Linked DNA regions of Homo sapiens: region 2 is linked to region 1. A link is a contact called in ENCODE Hi-C or POLR2A ChIA-PET data. All regions are on one chromosome and are shown on one strand. Each heading gives the region's core, a stretch centred on a gene start or an enhancer-like site at or near the end of the contact. The rest is flanking DNA. Distances are from core to core; before and after follow the strand shown. Region 1 has its middle 36 kb from the start of ZNF362. Region 2 overlaps ZNF362 (zinc finger protein 362).

The links. Hi-C counts contacts between places; a loop is a spot of excess contacts on that map. ChIA-PET counts read pairs that join two places held with the same protein, here RNA polymerase II (POLR2A). Pooled maps may share reads with other maps.
Region 2: a loop to region 1 is called in a map of left ventricle myocardium inferior, with 1.8 times the contacts of the local background. The contact joins two enhancer-like sites. A Hi-C loop is called at or near these places in 3 of 168 maps with a recorded cell type or tissue (OCI-LY7, cardiac septum and left ventricle myocardium inferior) and 3 of 50 pooled maps. POLR2A ChIA-PET finds 5 or more read pairs at or near these places in 5 of 52 experiments (BJ, MCF 10A, PC-3 and 2 more).

Annotation. Positions count from the first base shown.
Region 1 is chr1:33,218,784-33,221,483 of GRCh38, forward strand. It overlaps a transcript of ZNF362 not described here. Among named protein-coding and RNA genes, the nearest start is that of ZNF362, 36 kb to the right of the region's middle. RefSeq lists enhancers at 625-1,225, 1,360-2,144. Within about 2 kb of position 1,253, at least 5 of the 41 ENCODE cell types and tissues checked have a DNase peak (open chromatin) inside an H3K27ac peak, as active enhancers do.
Region 2 is chr1:33,272,304-33,275,003 of GRCh38, forward strand. The region is part of intron 2 of ZNF362 (zinc finger protein 362); the gene reads left to right. Among named protein-coding and RNA genes, the nearest start is that of ZNF362, 17 kb to the left of the region's middle. Within about 2 kb of position 1,333, at least 2 of the 41 ENCODE cell types and tissues checked have a DNase peak (open chromatin) inside an H3K27ac peak, as active enhancers do.

The DNA.
Region 1 (2,700 bases), core at 3-2,502:
CAGGGTCCGTGGAGTTGGGCAATGTAGTCCCCTGTGAAGTCAGATTCCCAAGAGATTGGAACAGTTCTGCCTCTGGTCAGTGGAGGGCAGCAGTGGCAGCAACATTCACTTTCAGGCTGGACGCACAGGTCTGCCCAGGAGCTGGACATACACACACACACACACACACACACACACACACACACACACACACACACATACACCACCCCCTGCCCCCCCGCAAGAGACTTCCTTCCTTTCTCAGGAAGCCACTTGATTCACTGACCCTTAAGGGCCCCAAACACAAATTATTTCCCCTTAGTCTCTAGAGATAACCTCTAAACATTGAAGAGAATCAGGCTCTGAAGTTAGACTGGAGTTCAAAATCCAACTCTGTCATCTCCTGGCTGGGGGCTGGGTGTGACATTCATGACCTCTGTACCCTCAATTTCCCCATCTGTGAAATGGGTCCAGTGGTACCCACCTTCACTGGGTATGATGACGGTAAAGTGTACGGTTGGCGCTCAGTGAGTGTGAGCCCACAGTGGGCCTGCCCAGCCCACTTCCCAACCTCTGCCCGCCATTCATTCATCGGCGGACCAGAGACAAGTTGGCTCCTGCTGTCTCAAGCCTGCCCACATGTTTGATTAATTCTGTGTCTAAGAAAGATTCACTGGGTAGTATGGAGGGAGATTGCAGGGCAGGAGCCCAGCGAGGAAGGGGAGGACTCGTGAAGACCTAACCAGGTAGCATGGGCAGCAGGGCCCAACAGGAAGATATGGTGTTCCCAGGCAGAAAAGGCCAGCACATGGCCGTGGGTGAGATGTGCTGGCCAGGAGAGGGGTGAGACGGGGCATGCCCAGGTTTCCTATCTGAGGGACTGTGTGGACAGCCAAGGAGTAGGGGCAGTTTTGACATGGGGTAAGTTCTGCTTGAATTCTGCTGAGTTTGAGGTGCTGGAGGGACTTCCAGGATGCTTTCAGCAGTGGCAAATCACAGCTCTAGCCTGACCTCTCCCCATCTCTCACACCTGAAAAACCTGGGTCTATCCCTGCCCAGGGATCAGAGCTGCTCTAGACTAATTCAAGCCAAGGGAGGAAATTGTTTCTGTCCTTACTTCCTTTCCCGTCTTCCTCCTTGCTACCCCAACTCCCCCTAGATACCCTTTTCCAGCTCAGGGCCCCCTACTCCTCCCTTATACTGGGAACAAGGCATGGCCGAAGAGGCCCCTGGCTCAGAAGGGGAAACTGGAAAAATGGGTTTCTGATGGGCATGACTATGGCCTGGGGGTGGATGAATCATCAGAGCCAGCAGAGGGAGAGCGCAGTGGAGCAGAAGGTGAGTGCTGGGCCCAGGCCCCGGAGGCTGTGGGCTTTGTAGGGAAGGAAAGGTGGGCAGGGAAGGGGTTGTAAGGTCACAGGACTCTGCAGTGGGGGGTTTGGGGGCCTGTCCTGAGTTTCCCTCAATCTCCAATCTGGTGCCATGGCTAAGGCAGGATTATAGACTTCTATTCCATTGTTTTTATTAATAATGATAGCAATAACAGCTGTTTGTAGATTGCTTACCATATGCTGGGCCTCCTGCTAAACTCTTTACAAGCATTACATCCTCTAACCCTCAGTTACCTTGTGATTGATCTCCACTTTAAGATGTGGACGCAGAAGCTCAGAGAGGTTAAGCCACTTGTCCTAGGCCACACTGAGGAGTCAGGGAGTCAGGGCAGAGCCATCTGTTTGTCCCCAGTTCCTTCAAACCCACCCCCCTACAGTCATGTTGGACTATGTCATGCACCCACCAGAAGGTGCCTCTGTGGGTGTGGAGGCGCCATCTGTGGCTGATTTGTCCTGAGGGCAGGCCTCAGGAGTCTGTCTGGCTTGCAGCATCGCAGGCCTGGGTTCTACCACTGCCCAGCCAGGCCTGACTATGACTTGGGTGAGTTCCTTTTGCTCTCTGGTCCTCAGTTTCCCCATCTGTCCAACAGTGTTTTCCAACATGGGGTCCCAGGAACCCAGAGTCTTTGGAGCTATAATCTGGGTGAAGCAACCCAGCGGGTGTGGGTACATTCAGCCACCGTTAGGTCACCCTATAGCCATGGTTCTCCTAATGCCACGAATTCTGGGCAAGTTCTTTGAATTTGTGGGTTTCGTAGGGAGGAAAGGAATGAAACTGGTTGATGCTCTGTGGGGAATGTGGAAGGGTGTGGCCCATCAGATTGACAGGGCAAGGGTCAGCAGAAAGAGGGTGGCAGGGCTCCTTGGGGTTCCTTAAAGTTGTGCTGTTCTGTGAAGAAGAGACAGGGCCATGTGTGTATGTGAAGGGTGGTGCTGGGGGGCGGGGTGCCGACCATCAGCCCGAGGCGTGGAGGGCAAGACCCGGTGTTTCTCTCCTAACCCTGGGATTGGCAGTGGGTGGTGGGTGTGGCTTCTGGAATCCTATCAATCCCTCCGGAATGTAAGAGGCTTAAGCAAACCCCAGCCGCAGGCAGAGGAGTGAGGTACGGGCCAGGACCTGTCCTGACTGTGGGTGGGGATCCTGGGAAGGGCCCCCATCAGGCAGGCTTGGGCTGAAGCCAGGTTTGGGGTGGGCCTGCCCAAGGAAACTGCACAGTGAGTTTCAGGCACCCCTGTCCCAAACTGGCTTTTCCTCCCTGCTGCCAGGAACCAGTCCAGCCTCACTCCTCCACACCCACATCACCAAGATTATACCCACAGGGTTGCTGCC
Region 2 (2,700 bases), core at 83-2,582, 54 kb after region 1:
TCACTTAGCTTGGGGCTCGGGGAGGGCAGAGTTCTTTCCAGTTGGCTCAGGTTCCCCAGCGCTGGTCCCAGTTTGGCCCAGAGGATTTGTCCAATATGAATGGATGGACAGATTGATAGATGGGCCAGCTGCCATCAGCAGGCCGTTTTCTGGAAGGGGCGTTTCGTTCATCCGCCCATCCACTGTTTTTCACCTTTTAGAATAAGAGAAACAAAATGACATTTGCTCCCCTGTAAGGATCAGCCCTGTGTCTTGGGGCTCACAGTAGAGAGTCTTGGCTTTTGTCGTGCTTGAGGCCTGGCCACCAGCGTGTTTCCTCTGCCCATTCTGGTATGCACACTCAACCCCCGGGTGGCTGTTCTGTCTCCACCCCCTGCCCTCACCAGGTCCTCAGATAGTCCCCTCTGCTTCACTGCTCCCCTGGCCCAGCATGCTTCCTGCCACCTTCTCACCACCAGCATTCCAACCCAACATCTTAGCATGGCATTCAGTGCCCTGTGTCTCCCCACCTCCCTGGTCTGCAGCTCTCTTTGGTGTCTTTGGGTGCTGTTCACTGTCCCAAGCCTGCCTTGTGCTTTCACATCTCCACACCTTTGCTGAAGCTGTGACCTCTTCCAGGAATGTCCTTCTGCCTTGTCCCTCTGTCCTGAACACACTTCTGGCCATGTCTCTTTCTGGCTTCAAGCCCCTCCCTTAGACAAGGTCTGAGTGGCTTGGCCTGGCCCTGGCTGTCTTACCCCTTCACCTCTCACCAGGGCCCACCCTCTTGTACAGGTCCCAGGGCTGCACAGGGGATACCCACCTCAAAGGCATGTTGGGAGTCTCACATGAGATGCTGTTGATGAGCACCTAGCAGTGTGTCTGACACGCAGGAAGAGCTCAGGAAATGTTTGGCCCCTGCCCTGCCTTCCCTGTGCCTGTCACACAGTAGGTAGATACCAGGACTAGGGTCACTGACTGAATCATTAAATTACTTAGAACCAGCCAGAAAATGATGCAGAGAAATCAGGCAAAGGTGGTGTGGATCAGATTAAGTGATCTGGGGCCCATCTAGGGTGAAGGGTGGCCCCTGCCTGACCAGGGGTCTGATAAGTGGCAGGATGTTCTATCCCAGCTGTGGTACCCTGGGCAAGACCCCCTCTTCCCATAGCCTCCTGATCAGGGTAGTGGCTCTGAACTTGGCATTGAACTGAACTGAAGAGGAGGAAAAGACGGATCTCCCAGAACTGTCTGAGAAGCAGCGAGGTGCAGTGGGCAGAGTCCTGGGCCAGGGCAGGAGTGAGGCAGGGTAGCCTGTTTCACCCCATTTTACAGAGGAGGAAACCTGAGGCTTAGAGAGCTAGCACCCAGCATCACATCACAGTGCTGCTTCCTGTTTCTCATGCATGTGGCCTGAGCAAGGTGCCTCCCTCCTGGTGCCCTTGTTTCTTCCTCCGTGAAATCAGGGTGAAAATTCTTCCTTGCTTGCCATCCTCCTGAGGTTCTGATGAGAATGCCAGTGGGCACAGAAGAGCTTTGTAAACTGTGAGCAGTGCTAGATAATTGTATGGGATTGTCTTTAAAGTCATTCTGATTATTATTACTTCATTTATTCATTCCATTATGCAACTCACATTATTGATAACCTCTGGGCCTGGGTGCTGGGGATACCCAGATGAACAGGACAGGTGTATCCAATTCTCAAGCTCCCTGCCCCCAGCCGTGGAGCCTCCTTACCCTGGCTTTACATCTCGGTCCCCTCCACATTTCCCCCTGTGGACAGTAGCAGGGTTGGGACAGGTCCTGAGACTGCTGTGTGAGCGGGTGCTCACCTGTGGGGTCGCAGCCGTGTCATCCTAAGGTAGGGTTTATTCACAAGCCTGTGGTCAGGATGCGTCATTCCCCTGAATACGTAAGGGACTGATGAGCTGGACTTCAGAGTCAGGCAGATTAGAGTGGGAATCTCAGCTCTCTGCTTACTTGCTGTGTGACCTTGAACAAGTCACTCCACCTCTCTGAATTCAGTTTCCTGAGCTATAAAATGGGAATGATAAGAGTACCTACCTGCCTTTCAGTGTCATTGTGCCTGGCACAAGAGAGGCACTTGGTAACTTGCAGCCTCCTCACCATAATTATTGTTTCGAGTTTGTTCTGGGAAAGGATATGTCCCAGGGGTCTGGAGCATTCAGGGAGAACTCCAGGCAGGAAGTACTTCTTGTGTTGGGCTGTAAGGGATTGGTGGGCAGAGGGAAGAGCATCTTGGTGCCTGTGGATGGAGGAGCAGGGGGGCTGATAGAGGGCAGGAGCTGCCCCAGCCACCTGAGGAGGGTGCTCTGACCCAAACTGGCCCTCAGGCTGGGAGTGAGGGGTAAGGACATTTGCATATAGATATTGAGCCATTTGCATATGGGCATTTGCTCTTCCAAAGACTAGGGTTTGCAAAGCAAATTCCCCAGAGGAACCAGCTTGAGCAAATCTGATTTCTAGTTTTGACTGTGGCACCTTCGCTTTGTGGCCTTGGACAGGTCTCCTCCTTCCCCTCTCTCTGAGCCTCAGTTTCTTCACTGATAAAATGGTATAATAATACCTCTTGTGCCTACTTTCAAGTAAAGATCACAAGAGATAATTCATCTAAAATTTCTTTCTTAAAATATTGAGATTAGATTGTGTCCTTATTGAGGGTTTTCTCCCGAAGCCCTATAGCTACCATTCCAATAGGGG